Regions from separate parts of the Homo sapiens genome. Here all the other regions are linked to region 1. A link is a loop called in an ENCODE intact Hi-C map of the cell type or tissue named here. Cell type or tissue: heart left ventricle. All regions are shown on one strand. Region 1 has its middle 69 kb from the start of LINC00456. Region 2 overlaps MBNL2 (muscleblind like splicing regulator 2). Region 3 overlaps LOC105370324 (a long non-coding RNA gene). Region 4 overlaps LOC105370324 (a long non-coding RNA gene). Region 5 has its middle 150 kb from the start of IPO5.

Region 1 (4,000 bases):
GACCAAAGGTCTAAATCAGAACTGACCTTTCTGAAGCTGGCACAAGTTTTGTCTTTGTTTTGGGCTCTATGAAGGGTGAGGGGATGGAGGAGCCCAGGGGTGAGAATAAGCCAGTGGGTGGAGTTTCCCGCTGCTTAGCGGCTCCTTGAGGGGCCCATTCCATAGACATACACAGAGGGCCTCCTGCATGCCTCCCATGTGGGTCTCCTCACGCTCCTTCTCTCTGCCCCCCTGCACTGAAAGGACTCTGCAGGGCCCAGAACTTCAGGCTTCCTCATCTTGGTGCCTGCCTCCCGGGAGAAGCCACGGCTGCCTTCCTGATTGATAACACAGCGCTGACAAGACAAGTGCTGCTTTGGGTTCCAGTGGTCACAACCAAGCTATTCTTATGCTCCCCTCCTCATTGTTTCCACTCGTTCCTAATTGCACTTACGCAGAGGGCTCCAGAAGCAGTAAACAGACGGCCTTCTCCTATACTCACAATTAGCTAGAAGAATCCAGGTCAAGCTTTTCCAACCTGCAGCCCATGGGTGGCATGTGGCCCAGGACAGCTTTGAATGCAGCCCAACACAAATACTTAAACTTTCTTAAAACATTATGAGTTTGTTTTATTTTTTTAACATGTCAGCTATTGTTAGTGTTAGTGTATTTTATGTGTAGTTCAAAACAATTCTTCCTCTTCCAGTGTGGCCCAGGGAAGCCAAAAGATTGGACACCCCTGGTATGTGGTCTGTGATGCTCCCAACTAAGCAGATGTCATCTAGCATTAGTTTTAAGGCGTCAGGCCAGGTGTAGTGGCTCACACCTTGAGCCCAGGGGGGTTTCAAGGCTACAGTGAACTATGATGGCACCACTGCACTCCAGCCAGGACATCAGAGCAAGACCCTGTCTGTAAGGCGGGGGGAGCGGGGGAGCCAAACTAAGGGTGGGGCATTGTGGGGACTGCTCTTACTTCTAACACAATAACTATGAAATGAGTGAACTTCTGGGTTCTAGTCCTAATTGTGCCATCAGCTCTCGCATTCTTCACCTCCACCTCCATCCCCACTACATGCCCCAACCATACTGAATTTCATAAGAGCCCCAAATATACATCCCCACCTCCATTTGCACTGTCCCTCAATGTGTGAAGAGCCACTTACTACCTCACAGAGCAGAGCGCTCTATCTCTGACCCGGGCAGTTAATAATTACAACTTTCAAATTTCCTATCTTATTCGATGGGGAAAAGCCAACAGCAGTCACCCAGTGGGGGCTAGAGAACAACATTCCCATCTTAGGAGTCATAAGAATCAGAGAGAAGAAGTTTCGCCAAGTCCCTCCAGCTTCAACTCACCTGGCAACTAGTAACAAGCTAGTAAGGTTTAGGAGAAGGCCCGACTCCAAATCCCCTGTTCATTACAGGATTTGGAAATCTCGTTTTCTTGTGGCTTATGTTAATTAAACTTAAACCTATCTTTTAGAGCAAAACAAAACAAATACACTTACTCTTTCAAATATTGGCCTTCCAAATATTTGAATGGAGCTCCTGGGTGCCCTCCAGGGCTGCGCATCTCACACTTTAAAGTGTGTGGATAAGTCACCTGGGGGCTTGTGAAACTGCAGATTGGGATCCAGCAGTTCTGGGAGGGAGCGGGTGTAACAGACCCTGTCTACACTGCAGGAAACCCAGCCTCTACCTCCTCCCAAACCACTTTCAGAGGTCAAAAAAATTATGCAGTCTTTCGAATTAAATTGAAGACTTGCCACCTCCTTTTTATTTCATGTTCCCAGGCACTTACAAAAGTACCTGACTTACCTCAAGCACCGAATAAATCCTGTCGAATATGTCTGACAGAAGGAGGCAGAAACGGTCAAATTAAATACCTCCCCTTCCTCATCCCAGCCCCTTCCTTGGTTTAGAAAGGGCATCTGCTTCTGCCACGTCACTAAACTTATCTGAATATCGCCGTCATCATCTGTAAATTGGGAATAAAAATGACTCCTTTTGGGGCACTGGAGACATCAAACTGCGAGAAGACCATAAGCGTGGAAATGCTTAGCAAATGTCATGAGCGCCCCTCAAGTAAACCAGAACCAAACAAAGCAAAAACTAAAAAAAAATATGGACACATGGCAGTTGCCAAAACACTGTGTACTCACTTAAGTGAGGCAGGAAAAATGCTTCTACCGAAAAGAACACGGTGCAGGAAGAGCTCATTAGGCCTTCCCGAAGGGAACGCAGTAGCTTGCTGCTCGCCCGCAGGGCCGTGGGACCGCGCCGGGCGTCCTTTGCCGCCCTCTGCTGGACGGAACCCCCCACCCGCGCCCGCGTGTCTGGTCACAGCGCGCCGGCAGCGCCCAGGGGACCTGCGTCCTCAGCCAGCCGGTTATGTAACACCAGACTGCATCCAGAGCAGGCTTGCGAAGAGGAAATCACTGAGTTCATGACGCATCGATTCAAGCTGATAAGAGGAGGGGAGGGCAAGAAAATATTGTGTCTTTCCAACGTTCGAGGTGCTAATGAATTTAATCTGCAGAGGAGCCCTAAAAAGCAAGGAGGGTCATTCTTGTTTTGTGGCGGAGCAAAGTGAGGCTCAGGGGGGACTGGATAAATTACCGAGGGGAACATGGCTTACTGAGTGGCCCGACCAGGTTTTGAATTAGGGCCATTTTGATTACAGATACCAGGTTTCTATACCTGAGTCTGCCGTTAATTAGCTATGGGAGCGGGACCCACCCACTTAGCCGTGTGGGGTCCTGGTGTTCTTTGTTTGCGGAGAGAGGGGTTGATGGAGGTGACCCTGAAGGTTCATTTCAGCTCTCACATTCTGAGCCAAGCCTTTTTTTTTTTTTTTCATGTGCCGTTGTTGTGTAGAAATAAATTGTTGGATAATCCCCCCGCCCACCCCCGGCGGTGGAACCACACATTTCTCATCAAGCAAGACAGCACCAAGCATGCCAGGGGCCCTGCCAAAGGCTACCTGGCTTCCATCCTCTCCAAAATGATCTACAGGCTTAGAGCTGTGGTCTCTGAACAAACTTTCATGTTTTAAAGATCCTACCATGGGTGAAATATATCAAAGGGTCAGCCTTGCCTGCCCAAGATACGTCATTTATGTTGCAGAGAAAGGAATATTACAAATTAAGCATGTTTATCCTATGCTCATCAGGGTCCAGGAGAGAGAGATGCACATTTGTACATTCTCCAGGGTGAGTCCCTGAGGTTCCACTTAATGAGCTGGTGGGGTCATTTATCCCTTATTAAGCAGACTAACTCTCAATCTGAACCTTCCCTCAAAAAGTTTTAGTTTGATTCCTCTCTGATATAAAGAGAGTGGACACTTTAGTCTTGTCTAGTCTGGATACTGACTTACAACATGCTTCTGCTTCATTGGAAACTTCAGCTCAGGAAATACTTTAAGGTTCCCCCTCTCCACCTCTTGTGGGGCTATGAAGCATCTCTCCCTCTCAATTTAACTGGAAATTTCAAAGTTTAAAAATGCACACACTGGAAAGCACCGTAGACATTATATGATATAATTCTCTTATTTTATGGCTGTCAATCAGGGCTATTTGTTCACTAAGGACATTTCTCTAGAAACAATAAAAAGATGACTGAGCATCTTCTCCCAGACTTTGGATGGTACCTTACATGCATTGGCAGGAAGCCACAAAGAAAGCTGAGTCAGCGCAGAATCAGGGCAGCCAACAGAAAGTTAGGATTCAGCCTGTTTATCACATTCGCCAGCTAAAAAAAGTCAGGTCTAGGGCCAAAAATACATGAGCCCCTTTCCCAGAGCTCTTCCCCTAGAAAAATATCACACCTTGAGAGCTACTCTGGTCTCATGGAAACACCATACCTCGCATTACCTAAGAAGGCCCAAGCGACGTCCATCTCTAAAAAGATGATAAAATACCCATCAAGCCTCCTTAGTCAGAGGCAGCCACGTTGCAGCCAGAGACCGAATCTGGCAGGGTTTCCAGACTTATAGTACACGCCAAGCATAATTTAATGTGAG
Region 2 (4,000 bases), 230 kb before region 1:
CCCAGGTAACCACAATCTCTGACACAGTCATTTGAGTTTTGTTTTACCGCCTTTTCTAGGGTGAAAATCTATATTGAGAAAATAATACGAAATCTGCAGTTCAGCTAAAATAACAAAGGAAAAGCAACAAGGCCTCCATTGTCCCTGGGTAGCATATTATGCAGCTGTCTATCGATCTGTCTGTCTGTCTATCCATCCATCCATATATCTATCATCTATCTATTTATCCATGCATCCATTCCTTCATCTATCATCTACCATCAATCAATCTATCCAATCATCTATCCACCTGTTCATTCATCCATCATCTATTATCTATCATCTATCAATCTATCCCTCTATTATCTATTATCCATCTATCTATCCATCCACCCATCCATCTATCCATCCATCCATCCATCCATCCATCCATCTATTATCTGTTAATCTATCATTATTTTTAATGGTAAAAACTGCAATTACTTTTGCACCAACCTAATATTATCTATCATCTATCTACCTACCTACCATCTATCTATCCGTCCATCCAGCCAGCCATTCATTCATCCATCTATCATCTATCCATCCAGCCATCCATCATCTATCATCTACTGATCTATCTAAAATCTATCAATTAATTAATCATCTATCTAATCTAGTTACCTACCTATCTATATACCTGCTTACCTACCTATAATCTATCTATTTAATCTGTCAATCACCTATAATCTATCTACCTCTCTCTATATCTTCAATCACCTACTTGTATGACAATTCTGACAATGCTATAGGTTTTTTTTTGTGTGTGTGGAGGGATAATTTCACCTATATCAAGCTACCAGGTCATAGCTGTACAAAAAGAATCAGAGAAAATGACGACAAACTTGTTCCTCCTCTCTCTAAGGGGGTGGGGTGGGGTGGGGTGGGGGGAATCTGAACACTCCTGTTTCCCACTCCTTCTCTCCTGCTCTACAAAGATAACATAATCATAAATCAGAAGAACAATATCTAAGACACCAAAATTTTCATTTTTAAGGTCACTATACTATTTTTGACAGCACAGAAAAGAAAAAAAAGACAAAAGGAGAGAAATACGGCAAGAGATATAGAGAAAGAAAAATGGAGGGAAATAGTTTATTTTAAAAATTCTTTAATGCTAAATTATCCTGAAATCTCAAGTAACTAGGATTCTCTATCCCCTGAGAATTCTGGTGGATCAAGATTTTACTGTATGAAAAAATATTTCTTTAGAATTTGAAGAGTATTCTTAATTATGCCCTGCATATAGATAACATAAAATAGCATAAATAACATATGCATGTTGCTTATATAATTCTTCTCTGCTCATAAATATTAGCAGGAAATAATTATGAGTAGAATCGTAAGTTATTTATTTTTAGGCTCCAATTCCAAAGTGGATATGTAAATGATCATCACGCTGATCATTAGTGATGTTATATGAAGGGCCCCTGACATGAAATTCAAGTATTGTGGAAGTCAGACATACTTAGGAAATACTGTTTCACTGACCAGTGACCAGGCCAGCTTGAAGGTAGATAGCATAAATCACCAGATTGTTAATTGTTTCCTCCTACTTTGGATATTAGCCAACATTCTAACTTTAGTTCATAAAATGCGCAAAATAAATCACTAAGATGTTCCCACGGATTCTGAGCAAGCCTTCCTCCATCAATGGAATGACTTCTGTCTGATAGCATCATAGGTGTGGACCAGCCATCAGGCTCCTACCAAGGTGCTTTGTGTGCAGCTGACTTCATTCCTGGTTTGAAATGAACCAAAAGCCGCTCTGCTAAAATCATTGTGATTCATTTTTACATGTCTTTGTCTACCAGCCCTGTTGAGAAGGACAATTTGTTCCCAATTCCACTGATTTAATTTGTTTTCTAAAGTACAGTCACATACTGAACACAAAAGCTCCGTGGGTCCAGCAGGTGGAGCCCAAAACACTTTTCCAGTCCTGTGAAAGGTCTATTCAGTAATTGACAAGGGTAGGCTGGATCTTTTCAAAATAGTAACAATTAGAGTTTCCATTCTCTTCATCTGGGCATCCAGATTGAAACTAAGTGAAAAAATAAATATCTTCTAAAATATTTGCAGTTTGAAATTCTGAGTTTTAAAACTTGCACAGGTTATTAGGCAGCCACATTTTATTGCCTTCAAGGTTTATTGGGTTAATATTTAAACAAATGCACATTGAAAGAACATTCTCTAATAATCCCACTAACAGAAAGCACTGTGTACGTCCTAACCAGATGCATCACCTAACACCTTTAATCAGTAATGGAATTAAAGGAGCTCTCTGAAAAATCTATGAGAATCTTTATACACCCTTATGAAATGCTGTAGTGAATATCATAGGGATATAGCAGTAAGATACATAGATGAGTTCTACAGCTCTGATTAAAGAGAAATTTTACCCAACAAAGTACAGGAGGTTTGGTTTGATTCATAACTTAAGAACGATGTTTTTTATATATAGGAACTTGTTTTCTTGAATGTTATAGAACAATTGAAGTTAAAGAAAATATCTCAATTAATAACTAAATTTACGGGCTGGGCGCGGTGGCTCACGCCTGTAATCCCAGCACTTTGGGAGGCCGAGGCTGGCGGATCACCTGAGGTTGGGAGTTCGAGACCAGCCTGACCAACATGGAGAAACCCTGTCTCTACTAAAAATACAAAATTGGCCAGGCGTGGTGGCGCATGCCTATAATCCCAGCTACTTGGGAGGCTGAGGCAGGAGAATCACTTGAACCCGGGCAGAGGAGGTTGTGGTGAGCCAAGATTGCACCATTGCACTCCAGCCTGGGCAACAAGAGCGAAACTACGTCTCAAAACCAAACCAAACAAAACAAAAAACTAAATTTACTCATCCTCCAATTTCCCCTGTTTAGCAACAACACAATCAGAACTAATATGCCAGAACACACTAGAGCAGCCATGCTTGTTCTTGAGACATTGAAATATGATCATACCAATTGGTAAATAGTTGTAGTCCCACTTACTCCCACCAGTGTCCCTGAGTGTCCTCGGCTGCCCTGGTTGCTGGGCTCCTGATCCACCAGTTTCCAGAACTTTCCAGGGTCTTGCAAGGATTACACCTTGACATGAGGAGGCCTTCAGGACCTGGAGCCATCTCTATGGGCTGCATCATGATTGAGTCACTGTTCCATTGATTGTTTAATATTTTTCCCTTAAACGCATATTCCATGCAGCTGATTTTTGTGTTAAAACTAGTCTTTTCCATAGACTAATTTCCTTTATACTTGGCCTTAACTTCAAACCACAGAGTTATGAATACATGGGTTTTAGGTGAGTTTGTGTGTGTGTGTTTACATGGCTGTTTTGCAAGACTGAATTAATATCTTACAAGCAATCACTTACACAGAAGTATATTTCTACCACAAATGCATGTCAAAACACAAGTAGAATTGAAGTACCTCCAGTTTGTCAGTCCTGAGAAGTTTCTGAGTTGCAGTTGAGCCCGGGACAGTGACCGGTGGACTTCCGGGAACAATAACAGGCGTGGTGGGCAGAATTTCCGTTGGGACCAACCCAACTCCAGGGGTTACAGGTGCTAGGTAAGGAGCAAAGCTAATAGCCGTATTTGTCCCTATCGCGGGACCTACAGGGAAAGTGGGCTGTTAAAGGAAGACAACACAGGAGAAAGAGTTATTTAGAATAAAACTTTAAAAAATTACCAGCAAATGTCATTTGAGCAAAATGTATTCATCATATACTCTGTGTTAATTGTATAGCTCAATGCTGACCTATAATAAAAATGACATCCATGTAGACCCTCTCTTCCCCAAACCATACAGAAATATGAGAGAACATCATAAAAAACCTCTAGTTACAGGAACTAGATTAAGCTTTTGTCCCTATGAAAGTGTTCTCAACAAAAGAAAATAATTTCAACTCTAATTACTCAACATTCCAAACTATTAAATGTTATAACACTAAGGTAGTAAAAGCTATAGAATACTGACTAATAATCTTT
Region 3 (4,000 bases), 550 kb before region 1:
AGTTGACTGAGACACAAGATGCATGGTAAAGGTTTTGGCTGTCATTTTCTATCAGGACAGTGGGCAAAAGAACTGTCAGAGTCACAACAACCCCACCTTCACCGTCGTTATCCTTGTGGTCTTCCTAACAGCCCTGTGAGGAGAGAAAGACAGGGATTCTATCTCCATTTCACAGATTAGAAAACAGAGGCCCAGAAAAGTTACATGAAGCCATCTATGCTCCATCCTCCACTATTTTGGCATTTACCATGACGTTTATCCATATGAAAGCATTTTCTTTCAAGACGGCTTCCCGGAATTTTAGCAAGAATTTGAGAGCCAAGTATAAGAGGAGCTAGTCCCTCTGCCTTAGAAGGGAAACATGCCCAATTTATTTTTGGTTTGACATTCTACTGCCGGGCGTTTCCTCTTCGCTGGTGTTGTTTGTAGTCAGGCCCCAGCTTTTAACATGCTGGTCTGGGGATGCACCTTAAGACTGACCCAGAGTAAGGACATTTTGATGCTGACATTTCCTGTCTCAATTTCCTTCCCTGCTTCCTTATGATTAATGGTCAGGCCTCCTCCCACCTGCGTTCCTGCCTTCCAGCCAGAGATGCACTATCCGACAGGAAGAGAAACTGTTTGCCTGCAGTTTTGTAACTAAAAATAACAATAAGAAAAATGTTCAATTAATCTCTTGCTTCCCCAGCCTGCCTTGCACCGGCTCTCTGGGTTGTGCTCACATGTTAGGTCGGGCAAGGTGCTGGCCAGTTGCAGAGTCTTTTTAAACTGCTAAGGAAAGCGGAGGCTGGAGGATTCCAAGCCAGGTCACAACGGGTAGCAGGCAGGACCTCAGGCCTGCTTTACTTTAAAAATGATCTCCTGTTCACTGAAAGATTACTGTGTGCCAAACACTATGCTAAGCATGCCATCTACGTGATGTCATTTAATCCTCATAGATCAACCCAATGAGATAGTTTGCATCACCTACATTTTAAAAATAATAAACAGAATCAGAGAGGTTAAGTAAGGTGCCCAAGGTACACAGCTATTAGAGACAGGATTTAAGCCCAGGGTTCTCTTGATGCATTTTCGTGAGCATCTGATTTGGTTTTTCATTTTAATAATTATAATTATTAAAATTGTAAACACTGAATTAACAAAACATTTTTAAGTCTTTAGTATTCACTGGGAAAGATGTCAAGTTCAGGGGGAAAACAGAAGTAAGAATAATTCCTGCCTTCAAGAAGTTTTCCATTAAGTGAAACAAGTCTGTTGTCTCTCACCTCTCATATTGAAGAAATATGGGAGTTGTTTGAAATAAAATCATATTTGTCCCACTCAATCTCATCATGATATAGTTGCTCTTCTATTTTGGATCCACTAGCAGACATTTGATATGTTTAGGATGAGTGTTTTTTTTCTCAACCATTAAAAAAATGTAATTCAAGTCTCAAGGCAATGATTACTCCTTTTCTATTGTGTTTTAACAAGTAGCACAGAGGGGTCAGTAGACCACTGGTAATAGACAGAACCTGTATTATACCCAACAACAAAAGGATGCCGGACCACCCCTGCTGCATGTCAGTAGGTGGCAGTCTGGCTTTGCACACACTGTGTGCCTGGGCTCAAGTGGGTTTCACAAATCCACGTGCCGTGGAAATACCCATCACCAACCTTTTCAGAGCTTTCTGGCCCTAAAAGCAATGCATTATCCAAACCTGAAGACATAAATGTTGTGATTGAGGCATTTCGAGAAACTCTTATTAGCTTGTCTTTGTTGAACTTTGGGAAGAATCTTATGGGGACTCAGATCCATAGCTGCTGTGTTTTACCATCAACTCCCCCTTGTCCGTGGATGTCGTGCCTGCTTAGCACTCTCTCAGGTCTCACCCACCTGCGCCAGGTCCCTGAAATGGGCTGCCACTGCTCACCTGAATGGCTGCCTTCTTGTATAGCTAACTCAGAGAATTCAAATAGCTATGCCTTCCTCCAGGAATTCTCAATCTCCCAAGATATCATCAGTTGTGATGAAATGATTGCAGGACTTTAATATAACCCTGTCAGTGAAGACACCAACAATATGATATTTGTGATAATAATGGCTGACAAATTTACCTCTGAATTATCTATAAAAAAAACTTGTTTGCCAAGAAAACAACCCCTAAAGATGAGATTATGGGAATCCTGTTGACTTAAAGGGAGCCAAAAATCATATATTCAATCATACATTGCATGAATTATACCATTGTCTAGATGAAGTGGTATCAAAGTACATTCCATTCGTAGAATCAAGTTCTGAAGAAACTCTGGAAATTTTGAGTTAGCGGTAATCTTGAGTCACTCCATTTACTAGAAAGAAGAAGGCAGCCTTTCTTCAGACATTTAAATCATATTATGGACTTTACACTTATAGTAGTCCAGTTTCTTTAAATTAATAGATTGACTAAATTAGTTTTACTCTATTTGGAGATCTAAGTAATTTGGCTAGTTTGACTAAATGAGTTTTACTCTGTTTTTGAGCTTCATATAGAAGCAAGAAATTGACATAATTATCTAATGACTTTCCTCATCACAAGATATTGGGTCAATTTCCTCTTTTTCTTTTTCAGGAAATACCTATTGGTGAGTGCCAAATAAAGCTCCTTAGGAAGCATCAGGAGCTCTTTAAATAAGCTGCTGGAAGCCACTTTTCATTTCTTTGCTGACAGAGCTGAGTGCCTATATCCTGGAGTTAAACTTGGGCCAGAAGGACTTTGTCCCATCTGCTGGTGTGACAGAAAGGGTCCCAGGAGGGCATCTGCCCTGAAGTCCCTCCTCCATGATGCCAGGCATCTGAAATTCCACTTTTAGAGATGACCCCGATAGACTCTCAGTCTTTAAAGATTCACTCATACTAATGCAAATATTTCTGCAGGCCATAAATTAAAGCCTTGGATCAGTTACCACTCACTTTCCCACTGAGAAAGCCACCCAGGAGCTCTGTCAAGAATGTGCCCAGGCAGACACTTTCAGAGGGGAGGCATGTGTGGGGGTCCTGGGGTGGAGGAAGGGCACTGAGAGCAGAGATGACAGTAACCAGACTCCATCCATGACCCCCACGGCCCTCTAGGACCTGGGCCTGCCCACCTGTCCAACCTCAGCTCCCACCATTCACATCTTGGCTTCTTGGCCTTTCTCTTTGTGGACACACCATCCTCTTCCCTGCCTTAGGGCATCTATGGTGGCTACTTCTGGAATATTCTTCTCCAAGACCTTCTCATGACTGGTTCACCTTATTATTAATGTCTCCAATAGCTCCAATATTTCTGTCTCTGAGAGGCCCGCATTAATCACCAGCCTCAAGTCATCCTTCTTCCGTGTCTACCCCGATCACTCTCTATTATGCTCTCCTGGATTGCTTTATTCCTAGTGCTTCCATGTTGAAATTATCTTCTTTATTCGGTTGACTACTTGGCTATTTACTGTGTTTCCTTACTGACCTTTGTTTTATTATGTGTCTTTTGTTAAAAGATTATGTTTTGCCTAATGCTGGACCCTTTTATCCACATCCTCTTGGAATTACCTACCATTGATGTGTTAGTCTGTTCTCACATTGCTATAGATAAATACCTGAGGCTGGGTAATTTATTTAGAAAAGAGGTTTAATTGGCTCATGATTCTGCAGACCGTGCAGGAAGCATAGTGGCTTCTTCTTCTGAGAAGGTGATATGGTTTTTCTGTGTCCCCACCCAAATCTCATCTTGAATTGTAATCCCCATAATTCCCATGTGTCATGGGAGGGAGCCGATGGGAAGTAATTTAATCATGGGGGTGGCTACCCTCATGCTGTTCTCATGATAATGAGTGAGTTCTCACAAGATCTGATGGTTTCATAAGGGGCTTTTACCCCTTTTGCTCTGCACATCTTCTTGCTGCTGTCATTTGAAGAAGGATGTGTTTGCTTCCCCTTCTGCCATGATTGTAAGTTTCCTGAGGCCTCCCCAGTCATGTGGAACTGTGAGTCAATTAAGCCTCTTTC
Region 4 (4,000 bases), 470 kb before region 1:
GTCATACCCACTAATATGACTATAAATAAGAGAAAATAACAGTGTTGATGGGGATGTGGAGAAGTTGGTACCCTCATACACCGCTGGTGGGGATGTCAGATAGTGGAGCCATATTGGAAAACAGCCTGGCAGTTCCTCACAAGGTTAAATACAGACCTACTATATGACTCAGCAATTCTACTCCTAGATTTATACCAAGAAAACAAAAAAAAAATGTCCACACAAAAACTTGTACATGAATGTTCATGGAAGCATTATTTTTAATAGCCCAAATATGGAAACAACCAAATGCTCATCAACTAACGAGTAGATAAATAAAATGTGGTATATCTATACAATGGACTATTATTTGAGAGTTAAAAGTAATGAAGTACTGATACATGTTACAACATGGATGAACCTTGAAAACACTCTACAAAGCAAAGGAAGTCAGACACAGGAGACCACATATTGCATGATTCAATTCATATGCAATGTACAGAACAGGCACATTTCAAGACAGAAAGTAGATTAGTAGTTGATTAGGGCTGAGAGGTTTGGGGAAACAGAGGGACTGCTAATGGGCACAACATTCTTTTTGGGGTGATTAGTTCTAAAATTGATAGCAGTGATGGTTGCACAACTCTGTAAATGTACTAAAAACTACTGTATTGTACACTTTAAATAGTTGAATTATGTGGATATGGATTGAATCTCAAGAAAAAAGAAAAATGAATAAATAATGGTCAAAGAAATTGGTAAATACATTGGTGAGTAAATCTACTTGCTAAACTGAAACGAAAAATGAAACAATTTAAAATAGGAGACAAGTGGAGAAGGTAGAAATCCTTATTAACCCTAGACTCTATTAAAAAATCCATGCATAATTTTAAATTCATAAGGGAATAGGAAAGAAACAAGTTATATAATCAATATAAAAGAAAATTAAAGAATTAGGGAGCTAAGGGTCCAACTCAATAATTAGAAAAGAACAAACCCAAAGAAAGTAGAAGGAAATAATAAAGATGAGAGCAGAAAAAAATACAAAATGGTGGGTATTAAAGTCAACTGTTGGTTTTCAAAGAGACTAATATAGAATATGGAAACCTTTTTCAATAATAATAGAGGGAATTTATAACTAATATAAATGAAAAAGGGACGTGGCTACAGATTGGAGTAAAAATGATACGAGAATATTATAAATAACTTTATGTCAATAAGTTATGTTGACTATCAGGAACATACTGTAATTGTTATACTTAGGAAAATGAAATGCATTTACATTAGAGCCAGTACCAAAGCAGTAAGACCAGCTCTCACTTCTCCAGTTCAACAGTGTAATGGAGGGCTTAGCCAGTGTAGTTAGACAATAAAAGAAACAAACATGGAAACTGATAAGGAGGGGGAGATTATTCACTTCACATGGCTCCATTGTTCTTGCTATAAGTAGGTATTGCTTTTGTACGGAAAGAATTCAGTAAAATGAATGAAAGAAATAATTGACTATTTTCTCAAACTTTTGTTTTAAAAAATATATTTGGTACCATTTTTATTCTTTTCTCCCACCCAAATCTCATGCTGAGTTGTAATCCCCAATGTTGGAGGTGGGACCTGGTGAGAGGGATTGGGTCACTGGGGTGGTTTCTAATGGGTTAGCACCGCTCCCCTAGTGCTGTTCTCCTGATAGAGTTCTCATGAGATCTGGTTATTAAAAAGTGTAGCACCTCCCCCTTCTCTCTTGCTCTTGCTCTGGCCATGTTAGACGTGCCTACTTTCCCTTTGTCTTCTGCCATAATTGAAAATTTCCTCCTCAACCATGCTTCCTGTACAGCCTGCAGAACCGTGAACCAATTAAACCTCCTTTCTTTATAAATTACCTTGTCTCAGACGTTTCTTTATAGCAATTCGAGAGCGGACTAATCCATAAACATTGCAAGGAAATGGATGAATCGTCACAATTAGAAGGGTATATGATTTTCTACCTACAAAAGCCAAGGGAATGAAAACCAGTAAGAGTGTGTGAACAATAGATTTACATCATTCTCTTCGTCATAGTCACTGTCTTTGTTATCATATAATTACTACTCTGTTCTAGAGTCTGTGCTAAAGATGTGATGTTATTATCTCATTTAATCCTCACAACAAACTGAAGAGGTATGCTGTTGTCATCCCTACTTCAGCGGCGAGGGAATCTGTTGAAAGAGGAGTCAGCTTAGCTCCATGCACAGAGCCAGTGAGTAGAAGATCTGGGATGTCAGTCGAGGGAATCTGAGCTTGCAGACTTCGGCCTCCACCACTGGGCTGCGCTGCCTCCAAACACAGCCTTCTACTCCAGAGACTGGAGCAGGAAAAGATGTTATTCTAGTTGCCAGACAAATCATCAAGGCCCAGGAGTAAACCAATTGAAATATGCCTTAGACCTAAATGAAGGAAAGTACTAACCAGTACTGAAGGACATAAAAGAAAACCTAAATATAGAGAAAATCATACCACTTTTGGGGCAAGGGTGGGCGATGGTGGCACTCATTACTGTGAAGAGGTCATTACTCTAATCTATGAATTCAGTTCAATCCCAATCAGTACCTCAAAAGGATTTATTTAAGAGAAATTTGTTAAGCTAGTTTTAAAGTTCATTTGAAAGAGAAATTCAGAAGCCATAAAAAAAATTACAAGTTAGGCTACATAAAAATAAAGATTTCCGTATGTCACAAAACATCATATGTAGTTTTTTTTTTTTTTTTTTTTTTAAATGATCATCATCTAGGGAAAGCTACTTGTCACATATAAGACAGACAAAGGGTTATATCCCTAATAAACTAAGTGCCTACACACTGATATAGAAAAGAAAAACAACTTGATTGATAGATTAGGTAAAGCTATGATCAGGCAATTCATAGTAAAGGAAATATAAATGGTCAATAAAATATGAAAAGATGCTCAAACCCCCTAGTAGTCAGGTAAACAAAAATAAAATGATGGAAATTTGATTTCTGCCTGTCAGACTGGCAAACGTTTAGAAGATTGATGGCATCTAGTACTGGCAAGGGTGGTGGGAAATTCATATGCTTTTCAGTGTTCATGGAGATTTAAATTGTTACAGTCTTCTTAAAAAAGTAATCTAGTGGTATTAAAATGTAATATATATACATATGCCCTTTGACACAGAAGTTCCATTTTTTAGAAATATAGTTTACAGAAATAAATAAGGCAGCTACTCAGGGGGCTGAGGTAGGATAATCGCTTGAACCAGGGAGGCCGAGGTTGCAGTGAGCCGAGATCATGCCACTGCACTCCAGCCTGGGCAACAAGAGCGAAACTTCATCTCAAAAAATAAAAAATTTAAAAAAAAAGTAAAGTATGTGTAAGTTTGTTATCCCAGCATTGTGTGTGATGGAAAAAAATTATTTGAAAAAAATATAAATGGTTGAATTGTGGCTCATTCTTACTATTGATAATTATGCAGCTTTTATAAAAGATTACATCTATAGGAACCAAAGTTAAGGGAAATCTATAGTGTTATTATTAAATGAAATAAACTACTAAGTAGTGGTAACATTAGTTTTGTTAAAGCAAAATCCTATATAATATGTACACCTTTATCTCATATATAGGAGATATATTCCATATATATTTATCCTGTATATCCTTAAATATATTTACATATATGTGTATAAACATAAGGAAAGTTGTGGGAGAGTACTTATAAAACTTAATATTGGTTATCTCAGGATACTGAGATTAGAAGCATGGAGGGGGAGACTCTTAACTATCTTTACATAGCTCCACTGTCCTTGTTATAAGCATGCATTGCTTTGGTACAGAAGAATTCAGTAAAATAAAGGAAAGAAATAATTTGCTATTTTCTCAAACCTTTGCTTTAAAAAATATATGAAATACCATTTTTATTTTCTCCCTCTTAATCCCCTATTTTCTCTGCAAGCCTGATATTGACCAGGGCTGATTTTGCCAATTACGATAGTTTTCAAGATAGAAGTCCCCAGGGTTGGTGAGGGACCAACAT
Region 5 (4,000 bases), 690 kb before region 1:
CCTGACCAGCTGTGCGATGTCTCACCATTCAGATAAAACTCAACTGGATATTGATATCTGTCCCAAGCAAGCAGGGTTTACCATGCCCATTTGAAGACAGCACATTGGACTTTTTGGATACCCTATGTAGGCACTAAGCCTACAGTTTTTGCAACTTCCTCAACCCCACCTTTCTCAGTCTTGATTTTTGTATTCATCCTTCCTTTGTCTCCCAACATACATGTGTACTCCTTTACTTTCTGAATGCACCCACAAACACATTGATTCTAGCTGTTACTCTGTTGTTGTTGTTGTTCAAAGCTGTGTTACTTTTACCCTCTTGTGCCTTATGGCAGGGCCTGCCAACTTATTTTACATATGGGTTGAAATTTTGTCTTTTCCTTGACTAATTTCTTATGTCATGATTCTACATTATGTTTCTCTACCCAATAGGCCAGAGCATTACCAAAATATACTTCCTAGTCATATTTGCCTCCAGACATAGCAATCCTGGTAACTACCCATGAGAACCCCTAGACCTCCTTTCTTAGTGCATACAGATGGGACTTACATCATGAGGGGTATAAATACCAGGGGTCCTTGATAGCCCCAGATCTTCCCTGAATTTCCCAAAAGATGCCTTCAGGGTGCCATCTCTTATATTTGATATATATTTCTTTGTAACTAATTACCCCATAACTTAGTGGCACCAAACAATAAACATTATCTCACACAGTTGCTGGTGATCAGGAATTCAGAGCAGTTTAGCTGGGTGTTTCTGGCTCAGAGTCTGTGATGAGGGTGTAGTCAAGACAACAACCAGAGTTGTAGTCATTGCAGGGCATAACTGGGGATAGAGGATCTTTTTCCAAGATGGCTCACTCATCTGGCTGTTGGCAGGAGTCTCAGTTTGCCACCATGTGGGCTCTCCATAGGCTGCCAAGTGTCCTAACAATATGGCAGCTGGTTTCCTTCCCCCAGAGGGAGTGATCCAAGAGCAAGCAAGGCGGAGGCAGCTCGCTTTTATAACCCAGCCTCGGAAGTCACATGTTGCCATTTCTACAATATGCTATTGGTGCCACAGGTCAGTCCCATTCACTGTGGGAGGGGACGACACAAGACATAAAGGCTAGGAGGTGGAGATCTCCAGGGACATCTTGGGGGTGGACTCTGACACCTCTTTAGCTTAAGATTTCATCAATTCATATGCAAGACTACACCATGCAGCTCCTGTTTTTCCTCCAGGTCATGCCATAGGATACCGAATAGTTGGATTAGCTGCTCTTGACTTGCCAGTTAGCTGTGGTGAGGCGAGACTGGGATGTCATGGTATAAACCCAGTCGCTGTAGGGTGACTGCGTATAGACAGGGCTGTTGCCTAAGAACAGATTAGAGATGAGGATGACTGTGAAGGACATTTCAGCATTCCCTTACTCCAAGAGCAGAATCCAAGAAAAGAAAATAACAGAAAGAAGATGAAAAAAAGAAAAAAAAAAAAAAAAGCAAAGTAGGCTGCCTTTTTGTTTACTTTTTTTTTTTTTTTCTTTTCTGAGACGGAGTTTCGCTCTGTTGCTCAGGCTGGAGTGCAATGGCACCATCTTGGCTCACTGCAACCTCTGCCTCCCGGGTTCAAGCGATTCTCCTGCCTCGGGCTCCTGACTAGCTGGGATTACAGGCATGCGCTGCCACGCCCGACTAATTTTTTGTATTTTTAGTAGAGATGGGGCTTCCCCATGTTGGTCAGGCTGGTCTCGAACTCCTGACCTCAGGGGACCGGACCATCTTTGCCTCAAGTGCTGGGATTACAGGCATGAGCCACCGCGTCTGGCCCTAACTTTTTCTAGGGCCTAGACCTTTTTCTAGGGCTGAGGCCGGTCTAGGTCTCTTCATCTCCACACTTGGCAGACGTCAGGATTGAAGAATGGGCTTCGGCCAGCAGAGGGCAGGCTTCTACGACCCAGAGACTGTCTTTTAACTTCTTTAGAATAAAGGAGAAATAGAACCATAAAATTTCAGAGTTGAAAGGGACCTGAAATAGTTCTATACTAAGACCTCCTTATTTCACAGATGATTAAACTGAAGCCCAGAGAAGTGGAAGTAGCTTATCTAAGTTCTGACACTCTGCAAATGGCATAGTTGAGATTTGAACTCTTAGCTCCTTGACCGTTTTTGCTTTTATTATTCTAAAACTCTTCTCGTCTAATTCAACTGGCTTGAAAATCAGTCAGGGCTCTTGCCTTGTTGACCTAGCCCATCACATTTTAGACACATAGGGAGGATTAGGCTTACTTCACTATTTCTCAAATTTGAGCAAAAGGGTAATAACACTTTTGATATTTTAATTTTTGACTTAAATTGTTTTTACATTTTTATTATTTTACCTAATGCATAAAAACATAAAACTAGAGAGAACATGCTATGTTTACAGCTTTTATAAAATGATTTATTAAAATAAAATTTATAAAGTTAATACAAATAAAAATTTAAAAGGTGACAAATTGACAACATTAATGGGATGTAGAGGATGGTGTTATTTTGCTGAAACTACATGGCTATTCACCACTGAATTTGGCATGAGTTTGCTGTGCCTATACTCCCATGTGCTATGTGGTTAATCAATTTTCCTATTACATTATTTTACTTATGCCATGACAAACCTTCATCTGTATAGTGAGTCATTTTAGCATCATTTTGTTTTCATTAAGTGAGAATGCTTCATTTATCGATTAATCTCACTTCTTTTCCCATTATCTGGATGGTTCTCCAACATAACTACAAACAGAAATGCAAACATGAGCCATGAAATCTGGAAATGTAATTGGTTATAAGGTGATTACCCAGAGGAGCTATTTACATTAATACAAGCGTCGAAATGAAAACACACTCCAAAAAAAAAAATAAATAAAATAAAAGAGCTTGCAGCTTCACCCAGAATGTTCACAAACCCTTCAGCATCCACACACTGCCATTAGAGGGGACACTGCATAATGCATTTGGCTTTAGTCCTGATAGTATGTTCTAGACATGATGTTGTATGTTGTCTGAACAAGAGTTATCTTGATTTCAAAGGAAAAAAAAGAAATGCCATTAACATTTGTTTGATTGTCAATGACAATGTCTTAATGAAGAGCTAATGAATGAATGCACAGAAAACACAGGCGTCCCTTTGCTTTTCCTCGAGTCACCGAGATTAAAGGTATACCCTGTCGAAGGTGACAGAGTTAGGGCAGAAGGCTGGGTGTCCCGGACAGCTCAATAGCAGGCTGTATTGTCTGTTACAGGGCACATACTTTGAACTTGTGTTGACTCAGCCCAGTTGGAAAACTGAATACAAACTAAGACTTGACCAAAACCAGATGTTCTGCGTGACCTGCGCTTCAGGCACAGTGTGCCGCAGTTAACAAATGACGCCTTTTGGATTAATCTAAATATAAAGGCTTCCTGCCAGGACAGTCTCCCGAAACTTATTTGGCTTGGCCTGTTTTTGGTGTAAAAACATCAGACCACCAGAGCTACAGAGCAGCATTTCATCAGTAGGGCTACAAGTCAGAGTGGAGTCTGCATAATTGAAGCTATGTTCCCTTTGACCCATGGTTATCATTTCACAATGCATATATATCAAAACATCAAACAGTAAACCTTAAATAAATACAATTTTTATTTGTCAATGATACCTCAATAGAGCAGTTAAAAAAGAAGAATGGAGCTTGTGACTCAGCCTCCAGTATTACCCCTTCTGCTCGCAGGCATTACGCTTCTGCCAGCCAGTGGGCGGAGGCAGAACGCGTTGTTCCCATCACGCTGCAACTTCGGTGGAGAAAAATAGGCAAATGAGGGGTTGAAACTGAATGAATTAAGCCCAACACAGTTCAGTGAAAAATTTAAAGGTGTGAATGTTTCAGAAGTTTAGAGGAACATTGTAGATTCACACCTCATCTCTACCTGTTGAAATATTTCTCCTTGTTTAGACTTATCTCCAAAGCTGCTTTTCCCTGATGCCTTTCTGATTCCCACCAGATAG

Evidence for each region. A loop is a pair of places that touch in the nucleus more often than their neighbours do. Peaks named below come from ENCODE experiments on the same cell type or tissue, not always from the same donor. Only the 100,000 strongest peaks of a DNase experiment are listed, where the experiment ranks them.
Region 2: it touches region 1 in a loop (10-fold over the local background); 100 of 110 quality-filtered maps call a loop at or near these places.
Region 3: a loop joins it to region 1, with 2.1 times the contacts of the local background. A loop is called at or near these places in 6 of 110 quality-filtered maps.
Region 4: a loop joins it to region 1, with 3 times the contacts of the local background. A loop is called at or near these places in 10 of 110 quality-filtered maps.
Region 5: a loop joins it to region 1, with 4 times the contacts of the local background. A loop is called at or near these places in 16 of 110 quality-filtered maps.

The regions. Positions count from the first base shown.
Region 1 is chr13:97,108,367-97,112,366 of GRCh38, reverse strand. No RefSeq gene overlaps it. Among named protein-coding and RNA genes, the nearest start is that of LINC00456, 69 kb to the left of the region's middle. RefSeq lists a silencer at 2,185-2,364. In heart left ventricle, a CTCF peak has its summit at 2,286 (motif pointing left); a DNase peak (open chromatin) is centred at 2,306; H3K4me3 peaks cover 797 bases; H3K27ac peaks cover 970 bases.
Region 2 is chr13:97,342,657-97,346,656 of GRCh38, reverse strand. It overlaps MBNL2 (muscleblind like splicing regulator 2), which reads right to left. Exons shown (of 9, transcript NM_001382683.1): 4 at 3,441-3,641. Among named protein-coding and RNA genes, the nearest start is that of RAP2A, 90 kb to the left of the region's middle. In heart left ventricle, a CTCF peak has its summit at 1,923 (motif pointing right); a DNase peak (open chromatin) is centred at 1,936.
Region 3 is chr13:97,657,381-97,661,380 of GRCh38, reverse strand. The region is part of intron 3 of LOC105370324 (a long non-coding RNA gene); the gene reads left to right. Among named protein-coding and RNA genes, the nearest start is that of RAP2A, 230 kb to the right of the region's middle. In heart left ventricle, a CTCF peak has its summit at 1,574 (motif pointing right); no DNase peak of the experiment used is centred here; H3K27ac peaks cover 567 bases.
Region 4 is chr13:97,573,394-97,577,393 of GRCh38, reverse strand. The region is part of intron 3 of LOC105370324 (a long non-coding RNA gene); the gene reads left to right. Among named protein-coding and RNA genes, the nearest start is that of RAP2A, 140 kb to the right of the region's middle. RefSeq lists an enhancer at 2,177-2,226. In heart left ventricle, a CTCF peak has its summit at 2,279; no DNase peak of the experiment used is centred here.
Region 5 is chr13:97,798,403-97,802,402 of GRCh38, reverse strand. No RefSeq gene overlaps it. Among named protein-coding and RNA genes, the nearest start is that of IPO5, 150 kb to the left of the region's middle. In heart left ventricle, CTCF peaks have their summits at 1,721 and 1,926 (motif pointing right); a DNase peak (open chromatin) is centred at 1,902.